2 separate regions of the Homo sapiens genome follow, and region 2 is linked to region 1. Evidence: read pairs that join two places in POLR2A ChIA-PET (ENCODE). Cell type or tissue: Panc1. All regions are shown on one strand.

The links. ChIA-PET counts read pairs that join two places held together with the same protein. Peaks named below come from ENCODE experiments on the same cell type or tissue, not always from the same donor. Only the 100,000 strongest peaks of a DNase experiment are listed, where the experiment ranks them.
Region 2: POLR2A ChIA-PET joins it to region 1 with 17 read pairs; 20 of 35 experiments call an interaction of 5 or more read pairs at or near these places.

Annotation. Positions count from the first base shown.
Region 1 is chr1:30,720,547-30,728,546 of GRCh38, forward strand. It overlaps MATN1 (matrilin 1), which reads right to left and starts at 3,039. Exons shown (of 8, transcript NM_002379.3): 1 at 2,912-3,039; 2 at 859-1,205. The coding sequence starts at 3,005. It overlaps MATN1-AS1 (MATN1 antisense RNA 1), which reads left to right. Exons shown (of 4, transcript NR_034182.1): 2 at 742-1,176; 3 at 5,189-5,505; 4 at 5,697-6,200. In Panc1, no CTCF peak of the experiment used is centred here; no DNase peak of the experiment used is centred here.
Region 2 is chr1:30,787,603-30,795,602 of GRCh38, forward strand. No RefSeq gene overlaps it. Among named protein-coding and RNA genes, the nearest start is that of LINC01778, 33 kb to the right of the region's middle. RefSeq lists an enhancer at 269-781. In Panc1, no CTCF peak of the experiment used is centred here; no DNase peak of the experiment used is centred here; H3K27me3 peaks cover 608 bases.

The DNA.
Region 1 (8,000 bases):
GAGCAGAATCATGTTCATTTATCCACTGTGTGCTAGAGAGTGGGGTATGGAGGAGGGATAAGAAAGAACCTCCCCTGAGCTGGGGCCCTGAGCAGGGAAGTGGCGACTCGGGCTAACGAAGGCTGCAGTGGGGAAGTGCTGGAGCCTGTGGGGGTGCCACAGGAACAGAGGACACCTGGCTTAGCCTCAGGTTCTGTGCTGAGCCCTGAACATGACAGTGAGGATACAAGTCCTGGGAAACGCTCAGCCCTCTGCCTGGAGCCCTCACTGACAGCACAGGTGGCAGCACAGCCCTTCCATTTCTGAGCCCCTGCCCTCGGAGAATTATGAAATTAAAAATTATCAAATGCCATGATGGGAAGCCTTATGCTTTTGAACTCAGTCCTCAGCAGCACTTGGAGAAGGTGTTATCATTACTCCCATTTTACAGGTGAGGAAACCGAGCACCAGTGACATGACGTCACTTGCTCGGGGTGGCACAGCTAGTATGGTGGAGCAGGGCGTGAACCCAGGCAGGCTGGTGGCGGAGGCCACACCTTCACTCCTCCCATAAGCATCTGGCCTGTCTGCAATGTCTTCAAGGGGCTCAGACTGGTCGGGAACCAAGGTCAACTAAACTGAAATGATTGTAAGCTCCTAGGATGGAAAGGTTGGGTAAAGGTGGCTTCAAATCCCAGCTCTGTCACTTGCAACTGGTGACCTCTGTCTAATGACCGCCCCTCTCTGACCCTGTTTCCCCAGCTATGAAATGGCCACCTCACGGGGCATCATGGGAATCAAAGTGTCTGCAGGCAAAGCTCATAACTCCGAGCGGGAGCCTCCAAACAGCAGCATCCTAGCAGGGTGGCGTGCACGTACCTTGCTGATGTCAGGGGACCTGGAACGACCACCCTCTGCATCGCCGAAGGCTTTGGTGATAGCGAACTGGATGGCCAGGCCGGTCATGGTGCCTGTGGACAGCGGCTGGATACGGCGCACAGCCTGCAGCAGTGCGGCCTTGGAGACATGAGCCCGCAGCGAGAACTCCTGCTTCACGGTGCTGGCATAGTTGACCATGCCCACCCGGGTGGCATTGGGCCCCACGTCCAGCGACTCGATGACCTGGGACAGGAATACCTTCACTTTCTCAAATTCAACAGGCCGAACGCTGCGAGAGCTGTCGACAACAAACACCAGGTCTGTGGGCCGCGTCCGGCAGAGATGGCCTGGGAGTGGGGCAGGAGGGGTAAGGCAGAGAGCAGAGACACAGGTCAGGGACTGGGCCTGAACACACAGAGTGCGGCTTCTTAGATCCAGGTGCGAGGCCTCGGGCCCAGTAGGCTGCAAACTTCAGCTGGGCAGCTGAGCCCTTTTATCAACATGCAGACACCAGCAAGCAACTTGCCAAAGGCCCCCTGCTCAGCCCATGGGGAACACAGAGGGCCAAGCCTGGCCTTGGGCCATTTGCTTCACTTCTCTGAGCCTCAGTTTCCTCATCTGAGCAGTGAGCTAGCAATCCCTCCTTACAGGATGTTTTGAGGAGCCAGCAGGGGGCCAGGCAAGCAATGAGTATTCCAGGGGTGGCAAAGGACCCTGCGGCCTTGAAAACACATTTAGGTTTCAGCCCAGACTTGCTGCCAGAAACAAGGGCAGCTATTTCTTCTAGCTGGGCAGGAGGGCACCAAGGATGGGCCCTCCAGGCATGGGCACAGGCTTGAGAGCCAAAGCAGTGCCCGTCAACATGGCCTCTTTCATCTGAGCATCAAAGCAAATCACCAAAGTGGAACCAGTTTCCCTCAGCCTGGCAGCGCCTGCTGGCGGGTTGCCAAAGACAGGGAAAAGGAGCAGGAATTCCTGGTGGCCACCTCGGCAGCCTGATCAGGTGCACACCAAGACACACCCCCGAGGAGCAATGTCCTCCAGAGACCCAAGAAGGCAGCACCCTGTGCTGGGAAGTATGCAGGGTCAGAGTGAGTTCAGGCCTGGGTTCAAATCCTGGCTCAGCCACTCTGTGGGGCCCTGGGCAGATCATTGCACCTTTCTGAGCCTCCGTGATCTCACATGTCCAGTGGAGAGAATAAGGCTACTGTCACTGGCCTGGGCCTGCAGTCAGGAAGGTCTCACTACAAAGGCCCTTCCCTCCCCATCCCATGCGGAGTCTGAACTGAGCAGAGCCAATCCCAAAGAGGAAAGGGGAAACGTGCAGGGCCGTCCCAACCCCCAAGTCACAGTAACTCACAGTGCCCTAGACTGGGGCTCTGGACATCAGAGTTCCTCAGGAGACCTTAGAAATCACCATGCAGCAGGCTCCCTGCTGTCTACTCGCTAAGGCTACAAATGGGTAAACTGAGACCCAAAGAGGGAAAGGGAATTGGCCACACCGTACAGCAGTAGATCAATAACCTAGAGGCTCTGGCGCTATCTCACTGTGTGGTCTTAGGCCCTCACTGACCTCAGTTTCCCCATCTGTACAGGAAGAATGGGCATTCCAGGACTCAGTGCCCAAACCTGAAACTCTGGGGGGTGTTATTGCCCCCAGGGAGCCCAAGGCTGGAAGGACCTGCAAAGGGGGCATGAGCTCTTGGCATCCCAGGTCTGCTGTCATCAAAGAGCCATGGGCTCAGCCCTGGGCTTGGTGCAGCTCCAGACGTCAGCCAGCTCTCTGAGTAGCTTCTGCTCCCCAGAGACCTGGAAGACCAAGGTCCCTGCCTCATGCATGGTCCCTGAGGGCTGAGGAGCACCCCTGCCCTGACCCTTATAAGCACCATGGTCCCTGTCTGCTCCTGCACCAGCCCACTGCCCACCACTGCCGCCCTGCTCCCTTCCCCATCCTGGATCCCGTGTGCTCCCTGCCATATCGGTACCCAGCCCCCAGTGCTGAGGGTCAGGGCCCACTAGCTCAGTAGCCCCCATCTCACGCAAGCCCCCTCACCTCTGGACTGGGGGGCGAGGCCAGGGCTGCACAGGGCCTGGAGCAGCAGCAGCAGGCTGCAGAGCATGAGGCTAGTGCCAGAGAGGACCCTCATAGTTCTGGCAGCACGGGCAGCAGCCGGCACGGTTGTGGGACCAGTGGGGTCCAGGTCTTATCAACCCCACTGCCCGCCCAGCCTTTGGGTCAGGTGGCCCCCAACTGACGACTGACGTGGGGGCAGCCCGCCCTGGCCCCCAGCCCCCCCAAAGGGCGGGGCTTGGGCTGAATGGAGGTGTGTGTGCCCTGAGAGGGCGGGAGAGCCTGGCCCAGGCTTCAGAGGCCCCTCTGACCACAAGGGCTCCTTTGCTTGCAGAAGCAACTAGAGCGGCAGCTGGAATTTGGGAAATCTCAGGTGGGTGGGGGGTGGCTCTTCCAGGGGCTGGAGCCCGCGCTGCCTTGAAGCTCCACCCCAAGCCTAGGCATACCTGAGTCCAATGGCCCGGCCCAGCCCTGTCCTGCACCTTCATCCCACACCCAAATCCTTCCCCCACTCACAACCCCAAGTTTCTCATTAAATTCACTTCCCCTTCCCCAGCCTCACTGTGCCCTGCTCTCCGCACACGCCCTGCTCTCCAGCTACCCCTGGATTCTCCTCGAAGGCCTCCAGGCCATCACACATGCAGGGCCATCTGCCCAGAATCCTTTCCTCTCACTAACTCTCTGCCTTGTAGAATCTTTCAAGGTCATAATTAGGGCTAACATGTACCTTCACTGTTAGTATGGGCAGGGCAGTGGAGACCATGGTTAAGAGCACAGACTTGGGAGCCAGGTTACCTGGGTTTGCTATACCAGCAAACCACCTGTGTGACCATGGGCAAGTGACTTCACCTCTCATGTCTCAGATTGCTCATCTGGAAACTAGGGATGGTAATAGCGCCTCCTAGGGTTGATTCAAGGAGCAAAGGAGTTAGATGAGGTTTCTCAGTTAATCCTCTTGACAACTTTTTAAAGCAGCTACTGTTAAAGAACAGAGAGGTAAAATAACTTGTCTGAAGTTACACAGCTAAGAAGTGTTATTGCCAGGATAGAGCCCCAGGCCCGGCTCTCAGCCATGCTGCTGTCTCAGTGTAGCTTGATGTAGGTGGCTTCTCCCTGCCCATCTCTTCCCCCTGTGGGTCCCTGCTTGGCCCACCTCACCTGTCAGCCAGTGGATTCAACTCTGCATCAGGCCCAGCACAGAGAAGGCAAAGATAAAGCCTTCTAAACAAAGTAACATCAGCAGGAACGATCCCCTTCTTTGCATTTGGGTCAAGTAGTTCATGAGATAGAGCAGAAAGAGCATGGGCTTGGCTACCTGAGAGATCCAGGTTCAAAGCCACTTCTGCTCCTAACTGGCTGTGTGACCTGGAGCTGGTGACTTAACCTCTCTGAGCCTCAGCTTGCCATGGTGCAGTGGGAATGGTCGTTCTTGATCTGCCTGCCCCATGTGAGGGGCAAGAGGGGGACAGAAGTGGAAATGGAGTTAAAGGATTGTCATTGCTCCAGGAGGCAGAATCCTAAGACTTGGGACCTATGCACTTCACTCTGTGTAAATTATACCTCAATAAAAGGAAATGTACAGACAAAAAGCGACTGCTGGGTGCAGCAGACCCAACTCACCGCTACCACACTCTTTAGCAATAATTATAACAATCCCTTCCACCCTTGACATGGCAGTTACTCATTCTATCACTCTATCTCATTTGCTCACCCAACAAACCTGTGAAGTCAGCAGATTTGAGTCTCTTGGCCCATTTGTCAGATGGAGAAACTGAGGCCCAGAGAGGTTCACTGACTTACCCGAAGCCACCAGCCAGTTTAGGGGCAGAGCCAAGCCTAAAGCTCAGGCCTCACTCCCCTTTGCACCAGTGTTAGAGAAGGAGGAGGTTAAGAGCATTGCCTTCTGACTTTTTCCCCTTATATTTCATGTGTGCCTAATTCACTGCCCTCCCCAATTCCAAAAACCACTTGAAGCTGCTGATTCCTTTTTCTGCTACAACTTTGAAGTCGAATTCTTCTCCAGAGATGCTGCAAGGTGTGATGATGGTGGTGCCTCTCCCTTCCCAAAATGGTGTAATTAAGGTGTTACCTGTCTCCCCAAGGACGTGAGCTCCCTCCGAGCAGGGGGCTTGCCCGTCTCAGTCACCACTGAATCCCTGGGACCCAGCATGGTGCCTGGCACAGGATCTCTGGTAAGCAAATGAAGGAATGAATGAAAACTAACTACGAACCTGTTCCATTTCCCTATAAACCACCCAGGGTCACACAAGGGCCATCCACGGTGACCAGCGGTGAGAAACGCAATGCTGTCCTCGTGCCATGCTGGAGGTGAACGAGGAGAACGTGAGCTGGGGTCTCCTCACCAACTGCTCCCCCCACCCCAACCCCCCTGACGGCCAGGGCTGTGTCCAGGGCTCAGGGCACAAGGCTCCGTTAGCTGGGCAGCAGCTGGCCCATGAAACAGCCCTTTCAGCTCCACCTCTGAATGGCAGTTCTATGGGCTCCTCGGAAGAACACAGGCGCCTTCTCTGTGTCACTTCTCCGCTCATTAGCAGAGCTGCAGAAATACACTACAGGTAACTTTTCAGGAACAGAGATGGGTCCCCCCCCGAACACCACCAGAAAAAAAAAAAAGGCAGCTTTGGCATTCTATAACAGGGGCAAGGCCTGGGGGCGGTGGTGGAGAGGAGATCTAAAAGTTCAGCATATACATTAAGGAAAGAAAATCAATATTTGTGTTTTTTAAATGTGAAACATTTTTCCCCAGGACTCAAAATTGAGAACAGTGTGTCCGGTATGAGCCAGAAGGAAAAAAAAATGCACGAAGGGGCCTTCTGCAAGGTTGCTCACAAGTCAAACAGGCAGCTGTGAAGGGCTCTGCTGTTCCCTCCTCCTGTTTTCACATCCCTCGGGCTTCCAGAAACTTAAAGCCGTTAGTGTTTCATGCAAGAGAGAGCATCTGTGATCCACGGAGAGGCCCCTGGGCAGTGTGGTTCAGTGGGAAGCACACAGGACTCCCTCCCCAGTGCTCCCAGGATCAGCTCTTTCCCTAAAGAGCAAACCTGGTTATCTCGCAATGACCTAGCTAACACAAATGCAACATCAGCCGGGGCAGCCTGCCCCCTTCACTCTTTGCCCACCATCAGCTGTTTGGCAGTATCCATATACGCCTTTACCAGTATTTATTTAATCTTTTTGTTTAATTCACTCTAAACCAACTCACTTCTTAAAAATTTCTCTGCCTTATAAGAAATAATAGCCATGAAATCACTGGTTTGATGTACGGTTTATTTATTTATTCCAATAAACACTCATTCAATATAAAATTCAAATAAATTCAAAACTAATTAAATTTAGCTTTTTCATCCACATATCACTGAAAATTTTCTTGTTTTCTGCCAGTGGCATGCACGACAGACTTTGAGGAATCCTGTGAAGTGAAACGGCTTTAGAATCAAAGAGAGCTGGGCTTGAGTCCCCCTCTGTCACAGGCCAGCCATGGTGACTTCCGGTAAATCCCTCCTTTTTCTGCCTGTTTCATGTCAGTAGCATTGGAATCCTAATGCTAATGCCACAGGAAGGTTGTAAGGAAGAAATGCAGTGAATGCTACATCAAGCGTATTGGGCTTTTTGTTTTAGTTTTTTCCTTTTTTTTTTTTTTTTTTTTTTTTTAGGATGGGGTCTCACTCTGTTACCCAGGCTGGAGCGCGGTGGCACAATCACAGCTCACTGCAGCCTCGACCTCCCGGTTTCAGGTGATCTTCCCACCTCAGCCTCCTGAGTAGCTGGGGCCATAGGTGTTCACCACCATGCCCAGTGAATTTTTTTTTTTTGTAGAGACAGGGTTTCACCGTGTTGCCCAGGTTAGTCTCGAACTCTTGAGCTCAAGTGATCTGCCCACATTGGCCTCCCAAATCGCTGAGATTACAGGCGTGAGCTACCGTGACAGGCCAATGCTTATTATTTTTACAACGCCTTCTTTTATCAGTCAGGCTAGGATAGGCTATGTTGCAATAGCAGACATGCCCCCCAAATCACAATGGCTTAATACAGGGTTTGCTTCTCTCTCCTAGCACCGTCCAGTGCCAGGTGGGTGCCCCCCACATAGGCCCTCTCCAAAGCTGCCTCCACCATTTCCAAGTCCTTGTCTCAGGCCATGTGGACAAGAGAGAGACAGCAAGCATCTCTCTTAACTGCCTCAGAGAAGGAGTACACATTACCTGACTCTACCTGGATGCCCAGGGCCAGGATATGGCATTTAGTTAGCAGTGACAGTCTCTGTCACCATTGCCGGGGGGAAAGCCTTTGTTAGCACTGGATCACCTCTAGATGGAAATTCAGACTTGGCTGGCATTTAAAGCTCTTCACTGTCAGCTTCCTTCCACCTTCCAGGCCATTGTCAGTCTTTCTCTTTCTCTCCCTCTCCTTCCCTCCCTCCCTCTCCCTCTCTTCTCTAGTCTTTCCCTTTCTCCCCCTCTCCTCCCCTCCCACCATCTCCCTCTCTTCTCTAGCACTGAATGAGTCACTCTCCTGTTTTCAGAGCCTCCCAGATAGACTCCAGCCCTCTCACTAGCTCCCTATCAGAGTTTGCACTCAATGCATGGTGACCCATTTTATTTGTAGGGAAATGTGAAACCCTGAAGCTCAGACTCTGAAGGAAACTCAAAGGTCATCTACACCTGGCCACCCATGCTACTCACCTGGTTGTTAAAAATACAAGGTCCACCCCTGCTACGTGCCTTCTCGGGGCCAGAGGGTCAGCCCTCACCCCAGGAGCGACTGCGAGAGCTTCCCACGGGGAATGGCCCCTGTAATCAATCACACTGGAAGAAGAAATGAGCATCTGGAGGAGCGGGCTCAGGTTTAGCACTGGGAACTCTAGCTGGCCCAGTTAATGCCCCAACCCATGGCCCTTCAGCCCACTGTGGGTTCAGCTCACCTACAGCTGCAGGCAGTTCCCAGGGACGCAAGCAGTGGGCCAGGCAGCCTGGGGATTTAACATCCCCAGGTATAACCCGCAACCTGCAGGGATCAGAAGACCCCAACGTCCCCATCCCCCATTGAACAGTTC
Region 2 (8,000 bases), 67 kb after region 1:
CTCCAGTCCCCCACTTCCCTCTCTGCTTCAACTGGGCTTTCATCCTCATATGTCTTCTCAGGATCACCCATGGCCTGCCTGTGGCAGGACCAAATAGCCAAGTGCCTCTGGGTGTAGGCGGCGGCAGCACCTAACACAGGGAGGCTGGGTCTCCTCTCCAGTCCTCAGCAGCTTCGCTCTGGTTTTCCTCCTGCTTCCTGGCTCCTCTGCCGGTGCCTCCTGGCCTCCCTGACCTCCTGGGAGGCTCTGGTCCTGTGCCCCACCCTCACTCCCTCCTTACGTGACCCACGCAGTCTCTGGCTTCCACCACCTTCTCTCTCCCTGACCCACACCTCCAGCCCCAGCCTTTCCCCAGAGCACGGGACTCCTGTGTCCATGCTCACTTCCAGGAGTTCACGCAGCTGAGTGACGGCATCTCGAAATCCACAGGCCCAAACCCAGCCCTGGCGGCCCCTGCCCCAGACCTGCTTTCACGGCACCCCCAACTCTGTGGGTGATGATGCCCCCTTGCTTATCCTCGACCCTGTCTCTCCGACACCCCACGCCTGCAGACCCAGGATCCGACCACTTCCATGGCTCCTGTTGCTGCCACCTCAACCTCCCAACTTCTGCCCTTGTCCCTGCTTCAAAACGCTCCCGTCCTGCCCTCCCCAGTGACCCCCAACTCAGGGTAAAAGGCCAGCAAGTGTGCAGCTGCCCCCCAGCCCTCGGCTGTGACCTCTTGAACCTCTTCCCCTGCCCTTCGCCCCTCACTCCAACCGCTGGGATCTCATTGCCGGTTCTCAAACATTCCAAGCTGGCTCCCAGCTCAGGGCCTGCGCGTTTGCTGTTACCTCTGCCTGGGCCAGACCTGCGAGGCCCACTCCCTCACCTCAAAATATCACTGGATCAGAGAACCCCAAAAAGTGCTCCTCACAATACTCCCCATCTCTTCCCCCAGCTTAATGTCCTTCAGCTCATGCATCCCCAGCTGGTGGCCTCCCCACAAGCAGGCAGCTCCCTGAGAAGGGGGACTATACCTTTTTTGTTCAATGCCAGCACATAGATCATGCCTGGCACACAGGAGGGGCTCCAGAAATGTTGGCTGAGTCAGCGGATGAATGCGCTGAGCTGAGTGTTGAAGGCTACGTGAGTCTGCCAGGCAGGTGGTGGGAGGAGATGTTCCAAGCAGAGGGAACAGCATGTACAAGGCCAAGGCACAAAAGGACATAGCGTGTCCAAGAAGGCAGGGAGTGCTGCTGTGCAGAGCAGAAGGAGGAGGGTCTAGGGCTGGGGAGTTTAGGGCTGCGGAGTCAGCCAGGGAGCCTGGTCATGAAGGGAATGTGCTTGTTCTTCCATTCATTCATTCATTGAATATTTATTAAGCCCTGTGAGAAGTCTTGCTCTTTCCCCATCTAAAGGGATAAGACTTAATCTTGAAGGTACTTGGGAGCCATTGAGAGATGCAGAGAAGGGGCAGCACCTATCACTGCTGGTCACAGGATGGAACCCCAATATGCCCCCGGATCCTCCCCTACCCCCAGGGGGTGCCTGCTAAGCCACTGCTTCCTTTCCAAGGCAGCATTTTGGAGGTCTGGGGAGAGCATGCCCGCCGAGCTTTCTCCTGGCAAGGCCACAGAGCAACTGAGTCTCCACTAGAGTCAGCCTGTCCACCTGTGGCCCCCCTCGATGTGTAAGTCACATGGCCCAGATGGGGGCTGTGAACCTCCAGAGCTGGAAGAACCTCAGAGAATCCAACCCTTCATTTTCCAGACAGGGCAACTGAGGCCCACCAAAGACAAAGGACTTATTCAAGGTCCTGCTGTGTCTTCAGAGGCAACTCTTGTTTGCAAGTGACAAGCACCTGATTCAGACTGGCTTTTTTGAAAGGACGAGGGACTCTGCAAGCATGACCAGGATGTTGAAGAGTGAACTTCAGGTGCGGTTGGATCCAGGCTTACCTTGGGACACATGCTTCCCCTCTGACAAACACTTGCCACAGGTCTGCAGGACTCTCAGTGGCCACGTCTGGGGATAATGTGTCTACTCCTGGAGTGGGGGTGAGGCGGCGGGGGCAGTGTCAGCCCCACATGGCACCCCAGGACTGAGAAGAGGGTGGGACCCCAAAGGAAAATTGGATTTGCTGGCCCAAGAATGGGGGTAACAAAAGCTGATGTCCCCACACCTAGGAGCTTAGGGATAGAACCCAGACCAGATCTCCACCACCCAACTCCAAACCCAGCACCTATCCCACGTCCCCAGACTCCCTCAGGAAGACAAACTAGACACTAGCGTGGATGGAGGCTGGAGCCAGAGGCAGGGGACCGGGAAGGAGGTTGTCCAGGCGAGAGGCAATGAGCCCCTTGGAAGAAACTCATCAATCTCCTAACTCCCAACTCATTTTCCCACGTCAGCATTTTGCTGAGGGAAACATCTGTCACTTCTTCAAGATGAATAACACACCAACACCATTATTAATGTATTCTTAAGTGGTGTTTAGAATCCACTTCATTCTAACCATCATGACATACATCTTTGCTGACTTGTTCGGACCCCAGAGACCTGGCACTGCATGGCTGCTGCGCAAACTGGGTGACCCCTGATCCCCAAGCATGTAGCAGAGGGTCAAGTTCACAGCAGCCTGACAAACAGCAGGAGAATACACCCCCCAACCCCAGTGAGAGAGACCTGACGCCAGTGAGGGCCAGTGAGGTGAGTGATGCCTGCTACTGCTGGTGGGCGTGTCAGGCCATTATTTTGGAAAGTCATCAGCAGGGTACTTTTTTTTTTTTTTTTTTTTGAGGCAGAGTTTTGCTCTTGTTTTCCAGGCTGGAGTACAATGGCGCCATCTCAGCTCACCACAACCTCCACCTCCCGGGTTCAAGAAATTCTCCTGCCTCAGCCTCCTGAGTAGCTGGGATTACAGGCATGTGCAGTCACGCCCGGCTAATTTTTTGTATTTTTAGTAGAGATGGGGTTTCAGCATGTTGGTCAGGTTGGTCTCGAACTTCTGACCTCAGGTGATCTGCCCACTTCAGCCTCCCAAAGTGCTGGGATTAAAGGCATGAGCCACCGCGCCTGGCCAGTCATCTAGCAGGGTACTTTTACTGTCTAAAATGGCACACACTCCTCCCACCTCTGGAAAGGCCTCTTAGAGATGTAACTGGAGATGTGAAAAAAGCTGTGAGTGCCAAAGATGCTCATCGGGGCATTGTTTATAACAGAGAGAAATTGAAGCTTACCCAAGTGTTCAATGAGGTGATGTCCAAGCATAACCTGAAATGGTGATGCAAACTCAGGCAGCTCCACTCTATGGGACATTCTGTGTCTATTCAAAAATGTGGCCTTCAAAAACTACTGTCTGACGATCATTTGATGGGAAAAAGCAGAAGCTTATGAGAGCCCCAGTCAAAAGAATGATTTTTAGCATCAGAGGAATGCCCCAGAGTTCCACGGCCGGAAGCACCATCGAGACACACAAAACCACCAGCTCCTCAGCAGCGTGTGTCTCCTCAACCACACTAAATCCCTCCTGCTTCTCTCTGGCTGCAATGTTCTCTCTCTCTGCAGGCCAGCCTGGCTGCCTTATCTCCAGAGCTTACCCACTACTCTAGCTCAACCTCACAGCTATTTGATTCCATCTTCTCTTCCTGCTGAAAGAAAATGAGAGAGGGATAAAGCAAGAAAAAGAGGGAGGCAGAAAGAAAGGGAGGGAAGGAGGAAAAGAGGGAAGGAAGGAGGAAGAGAAAGAGAGGGAGGGGAGGAGGAAGAGAGGGAGAGGAGAAGGAAAAGAAGGAGAGAAGGAGGAAGAGAGGGAGGGAAGGAGGAAGAGAGAGAGGGATGGATGAAGGGAAAAGGGAAGGAGGAAGAGAGAGAGAGAAGAAAGAAAACAGGGAGGGAAGGAGGAAGAGAGAGAGAGAAGAAAGAAACCAGGGAGGGAAGGAGGAAGAGAGGGAAGGAAGGACAAAGAGAGGGAAGGAGGAAGACAGGGAAGGAGGGAGGGAGAGAAGGAAGGAGGAAGGGAGACAGGGAAGGAGGAAGAGAGAGAAGTAAGGAGGAAGAGAAAGAGGGGAAGAGGAAAAGAAAGAGGAGAGGAGGAAGAGAAAGAGGGGAGGGGGAACAGAGGGAGGGGAGAAGGAAGAGAGGGAAGAAGGAAGGAGGGAGGGAAGAAGGAAGGGAGGGAAAAAGGAAGAGAGGGAGGGGAGGAGGAAGAGAGGGAAGGAAGGAGGAAGGGAGAAAGGAGAAAGAAAGAATTTCTAGAAGGGACAACTGAATTGTCTTGGCTTTGGTCAAGTGACTCCCCTGGTCCTATCAGCTGTGCTGGACCAGGAGGGCTCCCCATAGCACAGCAGGCTCCCGGTAGTTTGGGGTGGGGTAAAGCAGGAGGAAATGACTGATGTCCCAAATCCTAGTACATTATCGCAGGGTGTATTAGTTATCTATTGCTGCATAACAAATTAGCCCCATGCTCAGTGTTTAAAATTACAGCATTCATTATGTCACAGAGGAATTGAGAAGTTTTTCTGGGTGGCTGTGACTCAGAGTCTCTTGTGAGGCTGCAACCAACACGTCAGCCAGGGCTTCCATCTTTGGAAAGCTCAACTGGGCTGGGGACTCTGCCGTCAAGCTCCTCACAGGGCTGTGGGCAGCAGGCTTCGGTTTCTTGTTGGTTATTGGGGTGAGACCTAAGTTTCTTGCCCCACAGGCCTCTCTGTAAGGCTGCTCAGGACAGGACAGCTGGCCCTCCAGTGCAAATGACCTAAAAGAGAGAGAAAACTACCAAGACGGAAGCTGCAGCATCTCTCACAACCTGATCTCAGAAGTGACGCCCCATCAGTACTCCCGTATTTTATCCTTCACACAGACGCACCCTGGTACAGTGTTGGAAGGGATGACACGGGCACGAATCCCAGGAGAAGGGACCACTGGGAGCCATGTTAGAGGCTAGCTAACATACACGGAAAACACTCATTCTACAAAACTGGTTTCAAAAGTGGATATGCTCTACACTTTTTTATTTTTTTTTTATTTTTTTTGAGACAGAGTCTTACTCTGTCACCCAGGCTGGAGTACAGTGGCACTATCTTGGCTCACTGCAACCTCCACCTTCTGGGTTCAAGTGATTCTCCTGCCTCAGCCTCCTGAGTAACTGGGATTACAGGCATGCGCCACCATGCTCACCTAATTTTTGTATTTTTAATAGAGACTGGGTTTTGCCATATTGCCCTGGATGGTCTTGAACTCTTGGCCTCAAGTAATCCACCCACCTCGGCCTCCCAAAGTGCTGGGATTACAGGTGTGAGCCACTGCACCCAGCCTACCTATTTTTAAATAAAAGAATCAAGTAGGGTAAACATAGTCCCAAAGAAAGTCTTCCTTTTAAAAGAAATTGCCTTTGATTACTTCTGCTGGGTCATAGAGGACCTGCCAGATCTGAGATCTGGATGCATGCAGTATGAGGGCTGGGTGACACTCAGCATCCAGCCTCCATGTGCAACCGTCCTCCTGGTCACAGGATGGCCACGGGGCAACAGGCACTTGCACCTCGCCATGGCTGGGGTTCAGACACATGTATGATGTGACTGACTGACTTGGGGCAGGTGCCCAATGGAAACCAGGCAAGACTGCCAGGAGCTGAGGAGGAAAGGCTCCGTAAGAGAAAGCGGAGAGCAGGTCGCAAGCGAGATTCAGTGGCAGGGGCCCCCGGTTGGAGGGGGTCTTGGTTCTGGACACATCTTGACACCTGGTACCAGGACCCGCTCCAGCCCGGCCACCTCAGCAGCAGCAACAATCCTGGGTGGGTAGGCTGAGTGTGGGCAGAGAGAGCTGCTTTGAAGACGGTCCACGCCGCCCTGCCAGGGGACCCATCCTCAAGGAGCGCCCTTCCCCTCTCTCCCTGGCAAGCAGTGAGCTCCCGAAGTGGCAGAGGACTGAGAGCATGGGGGCCCTGGGAGGCAGGACCCCGCTGGGGCAGGACCCCGATGGAGACGCTGGAGGCAGCAGCAGCGGTGGGAGGGGGTGGGGATTCACCCACACTCTTGAGAGGAGAGAAGAATGAACCCAGGAGCTGGAGTTCCCACAGGCGTAGGTGGGGGGCGGAGCCAGCAAGACTTGGATATTAATGCTTACTCTGGTAACGAGGCTTTTATCACCTGATGATTCCTAGAACCACAGAAGCCAAAATAGGCAGGCCTGGAGGAACCTCGTTAGAAATCTAATCCAACCCCACAAGTCTCACCAGCTACTCAAGGGCTTGACCACTCCCAGCAATGGTGAGCTCACTACTCCGTAAGAAAATTCATTCCGTCATTGGACAGTCCTGACAGATAGAAAGCTGTTTCTGAAATCCCTATGGGTACCACTAATTGGCCCTAGTTCTGCCTTCTGGTGCCTCATAAAATAAACCAGCACCCACTCCTCCAATAGTTACCCTCTTCATTGTTCAGATCAGCTCCTCCCAGCACATCACAGACCATCAGAAACCATTTGTTCTTCCACACTGCAGTGTGAGCCACACTGCATAGCACTACACACCCCCTAGAATGGTCAAAATGAAAAAGGCCGGCCATGCCAAGTGTTGGTGAGGATGTGGAGCAACAGCGACTTTCACACACACCAGTGGGAATGCACGGCCACCCTGGAAAGCAGTCTGCCCCACCCAGCCCTTCCACTGCTGAGTATTTACCCAAGAGAAACAAGAACATGCCCCCAAAGGCACACGCACATTAATGTTTGTCGCCACTTGCTTATAATAGTCAAAAATTGAAAACAACCCAAATGTCCATCCACAGGTGAATGGAAAAACAAATTGTGATATATCCATGCAGCAGAGTACTACTCAGCAATAAAAAGGAACACCCAGCAACAGGGATACATCTCAAGAAACAGGGCTAAATCTCAGGAAAGAGTTCACTGAATGAAGAGAGCTAGACAGAAGTCTAATACTCTGTGCTTTCAATTATAGAAACCCCTAGAAAAGGAAAAGCGATCTAGAGGGCAAGAAAACAGATCAATGCTGGCCTGGGAATGGGAGTAGGGGAAGGGATGGACCGCTAAAGGGAATGAGAAGAAGTGGGGAGATATGGAAATGGTAGTACACTGATTGTGGGACACTTTCGCAGGTGTCAAAACTCACCAGGTTTTGTGCTTTAAGTAGGGCAAGTTGTACACATAGAATACATACGATATATTTTAGCATGTTTCTTAGAAGCTCTAACATGCCGTTCCTTAATTGAATGCTCTAACAACCTGGTCCAGCCGAAGGCCTGGCTTATGAGCTGTTTGTAATTAGCACATGGAGGGGCCTGAACGGCAGGAACTAACGGAGCACCCTCTCTTTAGCAGGTTTGGCCTTGTTAATGTTTGACTCTGGAAACTTTCTTCCAATGCTTTCCAGCAAGTTAATGGCAGAGCCAGGACGTAAACCCAGGTTTCCTGGTTCCCAGGCCAGTTATCCAGTCCCACAATGTGAGAAGAAATAGAAACCAGCGCTTGTGGAGTGCTTCATGGTTCTCCAAGCTGCTTGACATCTGTAATCTGATTTCCTGGATTAATCCCATTTAACACACTCGAGTGTGTCATGGATGAGACGGGGCCGGGAGCACATGCAACGTGTTTATTTATGGCAGGCATCTACTCTGATGGCTTGAGGCCCAGGCCAGGCCAATTGTTAAGTATCTTGAATAACCCTCCTGGGTTAAGCATTCTGGGTTTTGGAGTCAGATAGATCTGGGCTGGAATCCAGGCACTACTATTTACTAGTAGAAGACCTTGAGCAAACCATTTAACCCCTTTGCACCTCAGTTTTCTCTTCCATTAAATGGGGATGGCAGCAATAAACTCCTTATATCGCTGCTGGGATGATTCAGTGTGGTCACAGCATCAGGCATGTGATAAACCCTCCAAGTCTGGCAGCCATCATGAGCCCCATTACTACTATTAATCCTCACACTACTCTTTTGAAGTGAGTCCTATTACATTCCCATTTTACAGAGAAAGAAACCCAGGCTCAGAGAGGCAAA